2 separate regions of the Homo sapiens genome follow, and region 2 is linked to region 1. A link is a loop called in an ENCODE intact Hi-C map of the cell type or tissue named here. Cell type or tissue: CD14-positive monocyte. All regions are shown on one strand. Each heading gives the region's core, and the rest is flanking DNA. Links, peaks and the distances in the headings are about the cores only.

What was found. Peaks named below come from ENCODE experiments on the same cell type or tissue, not always from the same donor. Only the 100,000 strongest peaks of a DNase experiment are listed, where the experiment ranks them.
Region 2: it touches region 1 in a loop (1.8-fold over the local background); 4 of 110 quality-filtered maps call a loop at or near these places.

Annotation. Positions count from the first base shown.
Region 1 is chr1:21,017,623-21,025,622 of GRCh38, reverse strand. All of the region lies in intron 4 of EIF4G3 (eukaryotic translation initiation factor 4 gamma 3), which reads left to right. Among named protein-coding and RNA genes, the nearest start is that of MIR1256, 33 kb to the right of the region's middle. RefSeq lists a silencer at 2,713-3,007, a cis regulatory region at 3,146-3,156 and an enhancer at 3,079-3,223. In CD14-positive monocyte, for the core only: no CTCF peak of the experiment used is centred there; a DNase peak (open chromatin) is centred at 3,162; H3K4me3 peaks cover 1,215 bases; H3K27ac peaks cover 1,762 bases.
Region 2 is chr1:21,079,318-21,088,600 of GRCh38, reverse strand. All of the region lies in intron 3 of EIF4G3 (eukaryotic translation initiation factor 4 gamma 3), which reads left to right. Among named protein-coding and RNA genes, the nearest start is that of EIF4G3, 93 kb to the left of the region's middle. In CD14-positive monocyte, for the core only: no CTCF peak of the experiment used is centred there; a DNase peak (open chromatin) is centred at 4,280.

The DNA of each region.
Region 1 (8,000 bases), core at 1-8,000:
GAAGTGAAGTCAATGATAGCCTGGGACCCAATCATTTTGGGTTCTGTAAGCATTCTTCACCATCTAATCCTCAAACCTTGGAGAAGCAGCTTTCTTCCCCTTATATTTAGGTGCTCAGAAAATCCTGCTGTTTCTATAATATATGAATTAACTCCCAAATCTGCCTTTTTTTTTTCTGTCGAGATCCACTGCTGTTATCAGGCCCTTATCACTATGTACCTGGGCTGTCGGAATAGATCCCTGTTTGATATCTTGACACCAGTATCTTCACTAAGAGTTCATATTGTTGTAATGGCTCTCTTTTTTAAACAAATTGGATGATATTTCTGCCCTGTTCAACATCTCCTAGGATTACCTTCATGGCGAAGTCCTTACTTGACCCGTCTTTTTAGTCTGGCCCTAATCTAATCCTCTGATGTCACCTCCTCTCACTCTACCTCATGCACTTCTATTCTCTGGCATTACTGACGTGTTTATGGTTCAGCAGACGTGCCCTAGTTTTTCAGGTCTTTGTGCTTCTGTTTAAAATATTCCTTGTTTTGCCTACACATGATCTCCTCTGCTTTTTATGGCTGACTGCAAGCTCACCATCTATCACTGTTGATCTGCCACCTTTGGAGGCTCCCTGGAACTCTTCTCCCAGGAAGAATTAATCACATTCTGCTCTGTACTTCTTGATATATTATTCATACTCCTTACACCACTTTCTTTTTTTTTTTTTAAATTTATTTTTTTATTGATAATTATTGGGTGTTTCTCACAGAGGGGGATTTGGCAGGGTCATGGGACAATAGTGGAGGGAAGGTCAGCAGATAAACAAGTGAACAAAGGTCTCTGGTTTTCCTAGGCAGAGGACCCTGCGGCCTTCTGCAGTGTTTGTGTCCCTGATTACTTGAGATTAGGGATTGGTGATGACTCTTAACGAGCATGCTGCCTTCAGGCATCTGTTTAACAAAGCACATCTTGCACCGCCCTTAATCCATTTAACCCTGAGTGGACACAGCACATGTTTCAGAGAGCACAGGGTTGGGGGTAAGGTCACAGATCAACAGGATCCCAAGGGAGAAGAATTTTTCTTAGTGCAGAACAAAATGAAAAGTCTCCCATGTCTACTTCTTTCTACACAGACACGGCAACCATCCGATTTCTCAATCTTTTCCCCACCTTTCCCCCCTTTCTATTCCACAAAGCCGCCATTGTCATCCTGGCCCATTCTCAATGAGCTGTTGGGCACACCTCCCAGACGGGGTGGCTGGCTGGGCAGGGGGCTGACCCCCCCACCTCCCTCACGGTCGGGGCGGCTGGCCGGGCAGAGGGGCTCTTCACTTCCCAGTAGGGGCGGCCGGGCAGAGGCGCCCCTCACCTCCCGGACGGGGCGGCTGGCCGGGCGGGGGGCTGAACCCCCACCTCCCTCCCGGATGGGGCGGCTGGCCGGGCGGGGGGCTGACCCCCCCCCACCTCCCTCCCGGACGGGGTGACTGCCGGGCGGAGACGCTCCTCACTTCCCAGATGGGGTGGCTGCTGGGCGGAGAGGCTCCTCACTTCTCAGACGGGGCAGCTGCCGGGCGGAGGGTCTCCTCACTTCTCAGACGGGGTGGTTGCCAGGCAGAGGGTCTCCTCACTTCTCAGACTGGGCGGCCGGGCAGAGACGCTCCTCACCTCCCAGATGGGGTCGTGGCCGGGCAGAGGCGCTCCTCACATCCCAGATGGGGCGGCGGGGCAGAGGCGCTCCCCACATCTCAGACGATGGGCGGCCGGGCAGAGACGCTCCTCACTTCGTAGATGTGATGGCGGCCGGGAAGAGGCGCTCCTCACTTCCTAGATGGGATGGCGGCCGGGCGGAGACGCTCCTCACTTTCCAGACTGGGCAGCCAGGCAGAGGGGCTCCTCACATCCCAGACGATGGGCGGCCAGGCAGAGACACTCCTCACTTCCCAGACGGGGTGGCGGCTGGGCAGAGGCTGCAATCTCGGCACTTTGGGAGGCCAAGGCAGACGGCTGGGAGGTGTAGGTTGTAGCGAGCCGAGATCACGCCACTGCACTCCAGCCTGGGCACCATTGAGCACTGAGTGAACAAGACTCCGTCTGCCATCCCGGCACCTCGGGAGGCCGAGGCTGGCGGATCACTCGCGGTTAGGGGCTGGAGACTGGCCCGGCCAACACAGCGAAACCCTGTCTCCACCAAAACCAGTCAGGCATGGCGGCGCGTGCCTGCAATCGCAGGCACTCGGCAGGCTGAGGCAGGAGAATCAGGCAGGGAGGTTGCAGTGAGCCGAGATGGCAGCAGTACAGTCCAGCTTTGGCTCCGCATGAGAGGGAGACGTGGAAAGAGAGGGAGACCGTGGGGAGAGGGAGAGGGAGGGGGAGGGGGGGAGGGGGAGGGGAGGGGGAGGGAGAGGGAGAGCCCTTACACCACTTTCTATGTCATTTTTACTGTTGTTAGGTAAATTGTAAATCCCTGTGCATAGGAATCGTGTCTTTTTCAACTTGATTTCCATGACTTAGAATTGCTACTGCAAACAAAAAAGAAAAACTCACAAACTTGTTAGATTGCTACATCTGAAGTCAAGTATAGTTTGAGAGTTTTTTTCATTCTAATGTGAGTAAAAGTTTTTGCGTGCCTAATGTTTTTAACTGAGGGTACTACTAATTAGCATCCTCGAAGGAAAGAAAACTGAAAGTGATTTTGCTTTAAAGCTTGTTATTCATAGTAAAAGAACATTTACCATGTAATTCAGGGAAGCTTTAGAAAGAAAACCTAGGGGATCTGTTGGCCATATCAAAAAAGTACAAGCTACATGGACAGTGAGGTGATACTGTAATACTTCCACCTGTAGGTCAACTGGAGAGACTTGGTTTTTTCCAAATAGACCTAGCTTAATTGTGATGACGCATGCCAACCTAATTAACCTCCTAATGTTACTTGTCTTTGTTTTTGTATTGTCAGGAACTTGGTGTGTGGGTTGGGAATATTAGAACATAATAGAACTATGTGATGTCTAAATTGAGCTTTAACACAAACTGGTTGGTGTTATTGAGGGAAAGTATAACTTATTAGTGGGAATGGGAAAAGAAGCCTGATGTTGTGGTGAGGTAGAAATTTCCACTGTGTTACTGTGAACAGGAAGTAAAGGGCTAATGGTCGGTGACTCAGCTGTTTTCTGAACCTGTCTCATATGATTCAGTGTGCATGATGTCTGTTTATTCTCGACAGAGTAAGTACTACGGGAGTCACATTACACAGGCAGACATAATGTTTATTTAACCAACTCAGTGATGACCTAAAAATAACTTGTGGGGTTTTTGTACTACATTTAGCATAATCAGATAGAAAAATCATAATGGACACCCATCATTGAGTGCTTTCCCTTATAAATAACTGGATATATAGTCAGCCAGTACTATTTCATTTCTTACATTGTTAAGGTGCAATCTTTGGTATTTAAATGAAAGGTAGCAAAAGAAGATAGCCTTTAAATTATCCATAAAATAATTCTGTACCATTTTAGATTATACTTTGGACAGATATGCATTTTCGGTGCTTAGTGCCATCGTTGAGGTATTTTTGCACCAAAATTTTCATATAGGAACCTTTTTGTGAGGCTATAGCAAATGTTGTTTTGAAATAGAAATTTACGTATTTGCTGGATTTTATGTTAATATTAAATTATAGTAGCAATAGTTTTACTTTGATTTTCTTGATTTATTCATCTTGTACTGAAGGTTTGTGCCTACCATGTACTGTAATTGAGTCTTAAATATGTCAGAGCCGGGCACGGTGGTTCATGGCTGTAATCCCAGCACTTTGGGAGGCTGAGGCAAGTGGATCACCTGAGTTCAGGAGTTCGAGACCAGCCTGCCCAACATGGTGAAATCCTGTCTCTACTAAAAATACAAAAATTAGCCAGGCATTGTGCTGCGCGCCTGTAGTCCCAGCTACTTGGAAGGCTGAGGTAGGAGAATCGCTTGAACCCAGGAGGCAGAGGTTGCAGTGAGCCGAGATTGCACCCCTGCACTCCAGCCTGGATGACAGAGCAAGACTCTGTCTCCACATAAAGAAAAAAAAAGAAAGAAAGAATCTTAAGTATGTCAGAGTATGGTTACTGTTATGCTGTATACCTGTTACATGCTTGGCTTTGAAGGAGAGAGCACTTGGAAGCCTGAGCTTACATAATAATCATAATCTGCTCATTGTCTGAGAAATTGTGAGTTGTTATGGTTTATTCTTTTTGACATTTGAGTATTCTTGCTCTCAGAGGTGCAGCATTTGTAGCATGTAAACTTTAATCAGAGATTATTTCAAAAGGGAAAGGGAAGCTAGAGTCACTAAGAAGAAATAGGCTGGGCACAGTGGTTTATGACTATAATCCCAGCACTTTGGGGGGCTGAGGTGGGCGGATCACTTGAGGCCAGGAGTTTGAGACCAATCTGGCCAACATGGCAAAACACTGTGTCTACTAAAAATTCAAAAATTAACTGGGGGTGGTGGTGCATACCCATAGTCCCAGGTATTCGGGAGGCTGAAGTATGAGGATGGCTTGAACCTGAGAGGTGAAGGTTGCCGTGAACAAAGGTCTCACCACTGCACTCCAGCCTGGCTGATAGAGGGAGACTCTGTCTCAAAATTAAAATAAATACATAAATAAGAAATAAATGCCAGCATTCTTTTTACAATAATGCTTTATGTAGTGGGAATGTGTGATCAATCTAATAGTCAGTAGAACTACCCAGTGGTTGATGCTATATATAAAGTAGGAAATACGTACCCTTTCTATAATTGATTTTAAAAGTTTCTGCATTAAGCTTACACTCTTTTATTTCACTCCATGTTTCAGTAAAAATCACAGGACTTGTTTTTATTTACAATATTATACCATTGTTTGAATATTTAATGGGATTTATATTTTAAAATGTTTTAGTTGGTATAGTTATTAGATATTCTGTATTAACCTAGAATGGAAAATTAAAGTATGTATCTTCTGATTCACTGCATGTAAATAGGACCTGACTTGGACATCGTTTGAAATGTATTCCAGTAATCGCGCTGGCTATACATGGTCCCATACCTGCCCTTATCCCAACAGATAAATGGTATTCTTCTTTATTTATTCATTTATTTATTTATTTATTTTTGAGACAGGGTCTCACTCTGTTGCCCAGGCTGGAGTGCAGTGACATGATCTTGGCTCACTGCAACCTCCTCCTCCTAGGCTGAAGCAGTTCTTCCACCTCAGCCTTGCAAGTAGCTCAGACCACAGGCATGCACCACCATGCCTGGGTAATTTTTAAATTTTTTTTGTAGAGACGGAGTCTTGCTGTGTTACCCAGGCTGGTCTTGAACTTTTAAGCTCAAGCAATCTTCTCACCTCCGCCTCCCAAAGTGCTAAGATTACAGATATGATCACTGTGCCTGGCCCCGCAAATTGGTCATTTCTGATGGTTGTCTGGGCCTCAAAGCCTGAGTTCAGCATAGTGTTTTGGCACGTTGCAAAGAATAAGTAAGAAAATGTTGTTAAGTGGACGCAACTATTCCACATGGGATGATGTTAGATTTGAAGAAGGAAAAAGTGGTTCCTCAATTCCTTTCAGATTGGCAGTTGCAATAGTAACAGAACCCTCATTGACATGAAGAGCCAATGTTTTCCTGTAGTAGAGGAATTATTTTCTTGTTTTATTTAATTATTTATAGTGTTTCTTGATTATGTTCATGGGGGCATTTTGTTTTGTTTTGTTTTGTTTTGAGACGGCGTCTTGCTCTGTTGCCAGGCTGGAGTGCAGTGGTGCAGTCTCGGCTCACTGCAAGCTCTGCCTCCTGGGTTCAAGCGATTCTCCTGCCTCAGCCTCCCTAGTTGCTGGGACTACAGGCATGTGCCACCACGCCCAGCTAATTTTTTGTATTTTTAGTAGAGACAGGGTTTCACCATGTTGGTCAGGATGGTCTCGATCTCTTGACCTTGTGATCCGTCTGCCTTGGCCTCCCATGGCATGTTGTTTTTAAATAACTTCTCTTGCTCTATGAGATGAGAAAATATGTATTCTGTTTGGGACTTTCTTACTCTCCCTCGATAATAAAAGATAAAAATTTTTATTTTTCATTCACTGAAACATAAAAAAGGCATCATGTTTTGTGCAGACTATTAAATGTTGATTTTAAGATCTGTGTTGGATGGTTTTATATAGCTGTCTACCATTTATGAGTTTCATGTGGAATATACTACCATATCAAGTTTTCATTGTTTAAACAGCTCTACTTTGTCAAGTATTGTTTACAATTCAACAAGAAACAAGCAAGCATTTACAAATATACGTGCAAATATGTATTCGTCTGACAACCAATTAGTGAAATTGAATAAGTGCTCTTGAAACAAACTTGTTTGATATCAAGCTTTTGTGCTAGAGTAATATTGTTGTTTTGACTACTTTAAAAGTGTTTTTATCTGGATGTGGTGACTCGTGCCTCTAGTCCCAGCTACTTGTGAGGCTGAGGCAGGGGAAGATCACTTAAACCCAGGAGTTCTAGGCTGCAGTGAGCTATGATTGTGCCACTGTACTCCACCCTGGGCAACAGAGTGAGACCTGTTCTCTTAAAAAAACTTTTTTTCAGTTGTGGTAAAATACACAAAATTTACCATCTTTCTGAGATCATTTGCTATAAAGGAATACCTAAGTCTGGATTATTTGGGGGTAAAAAAAAAAAAAGAGCTTTATTAGTCTCATGGTTCTGTAGGCTATACAAGAAGCATATTGCCAGACCAACACCTGCTTCAGATAAGGGCCTCAGGAAGCTTCTACTCATGGCAAAAGGTGAGGGGGAGGTGTGTTCAGAGATCACATGATGAGAGAACCAGGTGACAGGCTCTTCTAAATAACCAGTTCTTAAGGGAACTAAGTGAGAACTCACTCCAGCAAGGATGGCAGCAACTCATTCATGAGAGATCAACTCCCTTAATCCAAACACTTCCCATTAGACTCCAGCTCCAACATTGGGGGTCACATTTCAATATGAGATTTGGAGGGGTCAGTATTCAACCATAGTACCACCTTAATTTTTTTTTTTTTTTAAGAGAAGGAGTCTAGCTCTGTTGCCCAGGCTGGAGTGCAGTGGCGTGATCTCAGCTCACTGCAACCTCCACCTCCTGGGTTCAAGCGATTCTCCTGCCTCAACCTCCCGAGTAGCTGGGATTACAGGCATCCACCACCATGCCCTGTATTTTTAGTAGAGACTGTGTTGGCCAGGCTGGTCTTGAACTACTGACCTTGTGATCCGCCCGCCTCGGCCTCCCAAAGGGCTAGGATTACAAGCATGAGCCACTGTGCCCGGCTCACCTTAACCATTTTTAAGTTTATAGTTCCGTGGCATTAAGAACATTTACATTTGACTGGGCACATTGGCCCATACCTGTAATCCCAGTATTTAGGGATGTCAGTACAGGGGCATTGATTGAGCCCAGGAATTTGAGACCAGCCTGGGTGACATAGCAAGAATGTGTCTCTATAAAAGATTTTTTTTTTTTTTAATTACTGGGCATGGTGGCACATGCCTGTAGTCACAACTACTTGGGAGGCAGAGGTGGGAGGATCGCTTGAGCCTGGGAGATCAAGGCTGTGGTGAGCTATGGTTATGCCACTGCACTCCAGCCTGGGTAACAGAGTGAGACCTTGTCTCAAGGAAAAAAAAATATGTAATTGTCAACACTGTGTATCTTCATACCTCTTTTCATCTTGCAAAACTGAAACTTTTTGTCCATTAAATACAGATCTAGTGTCCCTTATCCAGAATGCTTGGGACCAGAAGAGTTTTGGATTTCAGATTTTTCTGAATTTTGGAGAATTACATTATTTACAGGTTCAGCATTCCTAGTCTGAAAATCTCAAGTGCTCCAATGAGCTTTTTAAATTTTTTTGTTTCATGCCAACTCTCACAAATTTACAGATTTTGGAGCATTTGGATTAAGGACACTAAACTTCTTTTTTTTTTTTTTTTTTTTTTTTTTTGAGAC
Region 2 (9,283 bases), core at 517-8,516, 62 kb before region 1:
CTTTGTATTCTTTTTGGACTCTTGAGTTTTATTTTCTTTCTGGATTTTTTTTCTTAAAAATTTTATCAGTTTTACATTTTCTAAACTTTAAATTTTTTAAGTTTTACTTTTTATTCTCCTTGATTACATATTTTCAAAATGCTGAAAGTTTAGAAGAGTGAACACTTTTTTTTTAAATTTTGAGATGGAGTTTTGCTCTTGTTGCCAGGCTGGAATGTAACGGTGTGATCTCAGCTCACTGCAACCTCTGCCTTCCCAGTTCAAGTGATTCTACTGCCTCAGCCTCCCAAGTAGCTGGGATTATAGGCGTGTGCCACCATGCCCTGCTAATTTTGTTCTTTTAGTAGAGACAGAGTTTCACCATGTTGGTTGGTCTCGAACTCCTGACCTCAAGTGATCCACCACCTCAGCCCCTCAAAGTGCTGGGATTACAGGCCTGAGCCACTGTGCCTGGCCATGAACACTGTTTTTAACAGAAGGAAATTTAATTTTTTTTCATTTTTAAGAGATCGGGTCTCACTCTGTCACCCAGGCAGGAGTGCAGTGGCATGATTATGGATTACTGCAGCCTTGAACTCCTGGCCTCAAGTTATCCTCCTGCCTCAGCCTCCCAAGTAACTGGGACTACAGTCACATGCTACTGTGCATGCTAATTAAAAAATTTTTTTGGCTGGGCACGGTGGCTCATGCCTGTAATCCCAGCACTTTGGGAGGCCGAGGCAGGTGGATCACGAGGTCAGGAGATCGAGACCATCCTGGCTAACACAGTGAAACCCCGTCTCTACTAAAAATAGAAAAAATTAGCCGGACATGGTGGCGGGCGCCTGTAGTCCCAGCTACTCAGGAGGCTGAGGCAGGAGAATGGCGTGAACCCAGGAGGCGGAGCTTGCAGTGAGCTGAGATCGTGCCACTGCACTCCAGCCTGGGCGACAGAGCGAGACTCCGTCTCAAAAAAAAAAAAATTTTTTTTGGTAGAGGCAAGGTTTTATGATGTTGCTCAGGTTGGTCAGACTCCCGAGCTCAAGCAGTCCTCCTGCCTCCACCTCCCAAAGTGCTGGGATTATAGACATGAGCCATTATGCCCAGCCCATTTAATTTTTTATATTAGATGATTCAAATTCATAAATGAAGGGAAAATAATTATTTTGAGGATTCTTACTTGGTTGAGCAGGCTGGTTTCAAATTCCTGGGCTCAAGTGATCCACCCACCTTGGCCTACGAAAGTGCTGGGATTACAGGCGTGAGCCACCATGCCCAGCCATATGAAAGAAAATTTAAAAGTTAGAGGATGAAGCTAATAATATTAGAAGTAAATTTTAGGTGTTTTACAGTGAACCTAAGGTAATTTAGGGGAATTAGGGAGTGAAACCTATCTTTTAAATATTTCGGTTCAACATACCATTTATTCCTGTGGATATAGATAGGATACCTTAAAAGGACTCATAGTCTACTGAGGGAGATAAGAAAATAAATAATTCTAATATAAAGTGATATGATAGAGAAGTGATTCCTATTATTTTGGGTTGTGAATCACTTTTAGAATCTGAAAATAGTTGTAATGCTCTCTCTTTCAAGAGTTACATATACATAGTGTTTACATATAATTTCAGAGTTTCCCAGATGTCCATCAGGCCATTTCTTTTTTTCTTTTTTTTTTTTTTTGAGAAGGAATCTCACTCTGTTGCCCAGGCTGGAGTGCCGTGGCTCGATCTTGGCTCACTACAACCTCTGCCTCCTGGTTCAAGTGATTCTCCTGCCTCAGCCTCCTGAGTAGCTGGGATTACAGGTGCACATCACCACACCTGGCTAATTTTTGTATTTTTAGTAAAGATGGGGTTTCACCATATTGGCCAGGCTGGTCTCGAACTCCTGACCTCAAGTGATCCGCCCACCTTGACCTTCCAATATGCTGGGATTACAGGTGTGAGACACTGCGCCCCACCTCATCAGGCCATTTCTAAGCTCCAGATTAAGAACCTTTGATTAGAGACAGGAACGTGTTAATTGCATGCGAAAGGAAGAGGTGACTTCATTGAGAAAGTGACACTTAAAGCAGAAGATGCAAGACTTCTGTAGGTAGAGAAGAGAAGGCAAAGCCTTCTAGGAAGTGAAGATCCAGAGGCGTGGTTAATGGAATGGCCAGTAGACAGTTCACTATGACATAATATGAAGTGAAATAAAGAGTATGTAGGTTGGTTGGGGGGGTTTTAAGCTGATCTTTGTATATTTGCAAATTAACCAGGCATGGTGGCATGTGCCTGTAGTCCCATGTACTTTGGAGGCTGAGGCAAGAGGATCACTTGAGGCCAGGAGTTAAAGGCTGCAGTAAGCTTTGATCAAACCTCTATGCTCCAACCTGGGTGACAGAGTGAGACCCTCAAAAAAAAAAAAAAAAAAAAAAGAGTATCATGTAGGTAATGGATATTTTTCTTGGTCTGTCTGAAGGCTCAGTAACACCTATTGTAGATCAATTAATTATTTCTGCAGCCCCATTCACTCTTAGAATTGACCCAGTTTCTGTTATAAATTATCTGGTCACCCTAATCATTAGGAACCTTCAGTTCATTGAAAAATAACATTTTGAATAACACTTTGAAAAATAACCTTTGGGCCAGGCGCGATGGCTTACTCCTGTAATCCCAGCACTTTGGGAGACCAAGGCAGACGGATCACGAGGTCAGGAGATTGAGACCATCCTGGCCAACATGGTGAAACCCCATCTCTACTAAAAATACAAAAATTAGCCGGGTGTGGTGGCGTGAACCTGTAGTCCCAGCTATTCGGGAGACTGAGGCAGGAGAATTGCTTAAATCCAGGAGGCAGAGGTTGCAGTGAGCCAAGATCGCGCCACTCCAGCCTGGCGCCAGAGTGAGACTGTCTCAAAAGAAAAGAAAAATAACCTTTGGCTGATTGTGCTGTCTCCTACCTGTAATCTCAGCACTTGGGGAGGCCAAGGCGGGAAGATTGCTTGAACCCAGTAGTTTGATACCAGCCTGTGCAACATAATGAGACCCCATCTCAACAAAAAATAAACTAGCCAGGCATGGTGGTGCGAGCCTGTAATTTTAGGTAGTTGGGAGACCGAGGCAGGAGAATCACTTGAGCCCAGGAGGTCGAGGCTGCAGTGTGATACATGATTGCGCCTCTGAATTCCAGCCTGGACAGTAGAGCAAAATCCTGTGTCTTAAGAAAAAAGAAAACTTAAAATATTTTTTTCTGGCACAACCTTTCTCTAGGTCTTAGTTTTTTATAGTTTTTTCAAAAAGTACTATGCAAAAGAACAGCATCATTGTCAGAATCCCTCTTAAAATACGATAATGTTTTCTAATTACCTAAGTATACTTTCACCATTTAATTATTATTTTTAAATTAAGATAAGTAAAAATGAAAACTTCTAGTAATCCTGAGTGATTTATGGAGGCAAATACTATAACCATTTTTGGAGTGTAGCTTGTCTTTCTTGTCTTTTTTTTAGACCCTATGCTTTATTCTGTCCCTTTATCTCGTATCAGCTTTTTGTATGCCATTCCTTAGATAACATTTCTTAAATAATAAATGGTTATATATTGTTTATTATAAAAGAATTTAATCACTCAGCATTGAATACTTAAGCTTAAGCTTTTACTGTGTGTCATGCAGTGGTCTAGGTGTTCAGGATATGGTAATGGAGCAACACAGACCCTCAGCCCTCATGGATATTACATCTTTATGGGATAAGAAGACAGCAAACAAATATATATACAGTATACTATTGGGTTTTAGTAAGTAACTTGATGAGAATAAAGCAGGATAAAGGGATAGAGAATGACTGGCCATTCTACCTTAACTAATTCTCTCAGGGAAAGTCTCTCTGAAAAGGTGGCAATTAAGCTGAAACTGAAGATTTCTAGGAAAAAAAAAACATTTGTGGTAGAAGGAACATCAGTGCAGAGGCCCAGAGATAGGAGTGAGCTCAATGTAGTCTTAGAAATGGAAGAAAGCCAGTGTGGCTGGAATGGAGGGAGGTTGGATTTGAGACATCAGATTATGTGGACTGGTATGGTTTGGCTTTGTGTCCTTACTTAAATCTCATGTCGAATTGTAATCCCCAACAAGTCAGGGGAGGGACCTGGTGGGAGGTGATTGGATCATGGGGGCAGATTTTCCCCATGCTGTTCTTGTGATAGTGAATGATTTTTCATGAGATCTGATGGTTCAAAGGTGTGGCACTTCTCCCCTTGCTCTCTCTCTCTCTCCTGCCATCATGTAAGACGTGCCTTGCTTCCTCTTCGTTTTCTACCATTATTGTAAGTTTCTTGGGGCTTCCCCAGCCACGTGGAACTGTGAGTCAGTTAAACCTCTTTTTTTTCTTTCTTTTTTTTTTTTTTTTAAATTACACAGTCTCAGGTAGTTCTATAGCAGTGTGAGAATGGACTAATACATGGACATTACAGACCATAGTAAAGATTTTGGATTTTAATCTAGATATAATAGAAAGCCAGTGGAGGATTAAGAGGAGTAGGTGTGAATTTACTTTTAAAAGGTCACTGTGGCTGCTGTATGGAGAATAGACTGTGTGATGTGGACATGTGGTGGTGATTGAAATGGGAGTAAGGAGAAGTAAAGTCAGTAGAATATGTTGATGTCTTGGATGTGGGATGTGAGAGAAAAGAGTAAAGGTGGTGTCGTAGATCTTGGTTTGGGCAACTGAGTGGTCCTATTTGTGGAGATGAATACTGAATGAGGAACGAGTATTTTGTTGAAAAAACCTGAGTTATAAAACCTCATAAATGAGGACATGTAATTCTGTAATTTTATTACTTTGGAGAATAGATCATCCAAATCCTGTGAGCAACAGCACACTGCCTGTCATGCAGTTTACAGGAAATATTTGAATCTAAGCTTTTGAATGTATTTTTTTAGTTTGATCTAATTTGATTTTTACTATTTAAAACTACTGTCATATTTGTAGTCCTTTGATCAGTTTTAAAAAATCGAGACCAGGCATGGTGGCTCAAACGTGTAATCCCAGCACTTTGGGAGGCTGAGGTGGGTGGATCACTTGAGCTCAGGAGTTTGAAACCAGTCTGGGCAACATGGTGAAACCCTGTCTCTATTAGAAAAAAAAAAAAAAGTGTGTGTGTGGCTGGGTGTGGTGGCTGACGCCTGTAATCCTAGCACTTTGGCATGCCAAGGAGGGAGGACTGCTCGAGCCCAGGAACTTGAGACCAGCCTGGGCGACAGAGTGAAACCGTTGTCTCCAAAAAAAAAATGTGTTTGTGTATATATTATGTTTTATGCCTATTCTGGAAGAAAGGTTTTTAGGCAGCTAAAAGTTACCTTAAAGTGTGATAGTCTCCACTTTTTATTTATTTATTTATTTAACAGAGTCTCACTCTGTCGTCTAGGTCAGAGAGTAGTGGCATAATTACAGCTCATCGAAGCCTTGAACTCCTGAGTTCAAGTGAACCTCCTACATCAGCTTCCTAAATAGCTGAGTAACTAGGATTACAGGCACAAGCCACCGTGCCCAGCTAATTTTTTAAACTTTTTTTTTTTTTTTTTTTTTTTTTTTTTTTTTTTTGAGACAGAGTCTCGCTGTGTCTCCCAGGTTGGAGTGCAGTGGCGAGATCTCGGCTCACTGCAAGCTCCCCCTCCCAGGTTCATGCCATTCTCCTGCCTCAGCCTCCCAAGTAGCTGGGACTACAGGCGCCCGCCAACACGCCCGGCTAATTTTTTGTATTTTTAGTAGAAACGGGGTTTCACCGTGTTAGCCAAGATGGTCTCGATCTCCTGACCTCGTGATCCGCCCGTCTCGGCCTCCCAAAGTGCTAGGATTACAGGCGTGAGCCACCGCGCCCGGCCAATTTTTTAAACTTTTTAACAGAGACAGAGCCTTGCTATGTTGCCCAGGCTGGTCTCAAACTCCTGGCTTCAATTGATCCTCTCACCTCAGCCACTCAAAGTGCTGGGATTATGGTGTGAGCTGCTGCATCCTGCCGGTTTCCCCTTTTTTGTTGTTTTTTTGTTTGTTTTGAGGTGGAACCTTGCTCTGTCACCCAGGCTGAAGTGCAGTGATGCATTCTTGGCTCACTGCAACCTCCATCTCCTGGGTTCAAGTGATTCTTCTGCCTTAGCCTCCTGAGTAGCTGGTATTACAGGCACGTGCCACCACACCTGACTGATTTTTGTATTTTTTAGTAGAGAAGGAGTTTCGCCATGTTGGCCTTGCTGGTCTTGAACTCCTGATGTCAAGTGATCCACACGCCTTGGCCTCCGAATATGCTGGGATTATGTCATGAAGTAAAAGTTAACCCTCAGTTCACCTCCTACTGCCTTAGCATATGGTGTCCATATGTCACTTTCATTGAGTTGGTTAAATTCCTTGAAAGGCTCCTGGCCAGTCTCAAAATTACACAAAGATTATGCTTTTTTGTATCTGGTATGCAGGCTTTTTACACTAATGTCCGTCATTTTACATAATAGGGATTTGCTGATAATCAAAGAAGCATTAAAAGTCAGACTTGGCCAGGCACGGTGGCTCACACTTGTCATCCTGGTACTTTGGGAGGCCAAGGTGGTGGGAAGATTGCTTGAGCTCAGGAGTTTGAGACCAGCCTGGGCAACATGGTGAGACCGTGTCTCTGTATTTTTAAAAAATTAAGAAAAAAAAGTTGGGGCTGTGCGTGGTTGGCTCACTCCTGTGATCCCAGCACTTTGAGAGGCTGAGGCGGTTAGATCACTTGAGGTCAGGAGTTCGAGACCAGCTTGGCCAACATGGCGAAACACCGCCTCTACTAAAAATACAAAAAATTAGCTGGGTATGGTGGCGTGAGCCAGTAATCCCAGCTACTTGGGAGGCTGAGACATGAGAATTGCTTGAACCCGGGAGTCAGGGGTTGCAGTGAACCGAGATGCACCACTGCACTCCAGCTTGGGCAATAGAGCAAGGCTCTGTTTCAAAAAAAAAAAAAAAAAAAAAAAATTGGACTCATCTTCTGGAATGTGTTCATGTTACATTTAGTCTAGTTATTTTGTATTTGTTTATTTTAACCTGGTTTTTGTAAGTTTGCCCTGGGAACATTTATCAGATATGAGAGAGAAGCTTATGTCATTATTCCTTATTAGCCATAATTGAGTGATTGATCATATGAACAAAAAAAGAATCAAGCACATATATATATATTTTGAGATGGAGTCTCACTCTGTCGCCCAGGCTGGAGTGCAGTGGTGCGATCTTGGCTCACTGCAACCTCCGCCTCCCAGGTTCAAGTGATTCTCCTGCCTCAGCTTCCCGAGTAGCTGGGACTACAGGTGTGCACCATCCATGCCCAGCTAATTTTTTGTATTTTTAGTAGAGACGGGGTTTCACCATGTTGGCCATGATGGTCTTGATCTCTTGACCTCGTGATCCACCCGCCTCGGCCTCCCAAAGTGCTGGGATTACAGGCGTGAGCCACCACGCCCAGCCCAAGTACATATTTTTAAAAGGTCTAGTGAGAGCTGCATATGTTAAATGGGGGAGGGAAAATGTCAAAACTAAAGAAACATAGGTTAATTTGAAATATTAATTGATAACTTTCTTATATTGGCCTGCCTCTGCAGTATAAACTGTGGAATTTTACTATGTTCTATAATTTTGTCGTATATATTTTACTTAGAGAAATTAGATTTTATGACTATCAGGCTAGTATTTTTAATATAATTGCAGAGATGAACTTAATAATAGAATAATGACATTACTAAAAGAAGGAGAAATTTATATTCTGTGAGGTTGGAAGGGTTATCTTAGTAACTGCTTATGAAAAATTCACAGCTGGGCCCGGTGGCTTATGCCTGTAATCCCAGCACTTTGGGAGGCTGAGGTGGGCAGATCACGAAGTCAGGAGTTTGAGATCAGCCTGACCAACATGGTGAAACCCTATCTCTACTAAAAATACAAAAATTAGCCGGGCATGGTGGCGCACACCTGTAATCCCAGCTACTCAGGAGGCTGAGGCAGGAGAATTGCTTGAACCCCGGAGGCAGAGGTTGCGGTGAGCTGAGATGGCGCCATTGCACTCGAGCCTGGGCAACAGAGTGAGACCCTGTCCCCTCCAAAAAAAATAAAGGAAGAAAGAAATTCCTATAAATTATTTAAATTACTTCTTAATAAATAGCTCTTTTTTTTTTCTTTTTTTTGAGACGGGGTCCTCCGCTCTTGCACAGGCTGGAGTACAGTGGCATGATTTTAGCTGACTACAGATAATTCCTCTTCAATGCCATAAAATTTATTTTCTTCTTTCTCTCTCTCTTTTTTTTTTGTTGAGACAGTGTCTCTCTCTGTTGCCCATGGTGGAGTGCAGTCGCACGATCATGTCTCACTGCAGCCTTAAACTCCTGGGCTCAGGCTATCCCTCCTCCCTTAGCTTTCCAAGTAGCTAGGACTACAGGCATGCATCACCATGCCTGGCTAATTTTTTTTTTTTTTTTAGTTGGAGTCTTACTCTGTCACCGAGGCTGGACTGCAGTGGCACCGTGTTGGCTCACTGCAACCTTTGTTTCCTGGGTTCAAGGAATTCTCTTGCCTCGGCCTCCCGAGTAGCTGGGATTACAGGCACCCACCACCACGCCTGGCTAGTTTTTATATTTTTGGTAGTGACGGGGTTCACCATGTTGGCCAGGCTGGTCTCGAACTCCTGACCTCAGGTGATCCACCTGCCTCGGCCTCCCAAAGTGCTGGGATTACAGGAGTGAGCCACCGCACCCGGGCCATGCCTGGCTAATTTTTAAAATTTTTGTAGAGATGAGATCTTGTTGTGTTGCCCAGGCTGGTCTCTAATGTCAGGGCTCAAGCAATTCTCCCGCCTCAGCCTTCCAAAGTGCTGGGATTACAGGCATGAGCCACCATGCCCAGCTATGCCATAAAATTTCATGAGTTTTTTTTTTTTTTTCTTTTGCGACAGGGTCTTACTGTGTCATCCAGGCTGGAGTGTAGTAGCTCAGTCATGGCTCGCTGCAGCCTCAACCTTTTAGGCTCAAGAGATACTCTTGCCTTAGCCTCCCAAGTAGCCAGGACTACAGATGTACATCATGACTCCTGGCTAATTAAAAAGCATTTTTTTTTTTTTTTTTTCTGTAGAGACAAGGTCTCATTATGTTGCCCAGGCTGGTCTTGAACTCCTGAACTCAAGCAATTTTCCTGCTTGAGCCTCCTAAAGTGTTGGGATTATAGGTGTGAGCCACTGCTCCTGGCCTCATGATACATTTAGCCATTTTATATTTTATAAAATCTTGATTCTTTTACCCTAAAGCTTTGTTTAAT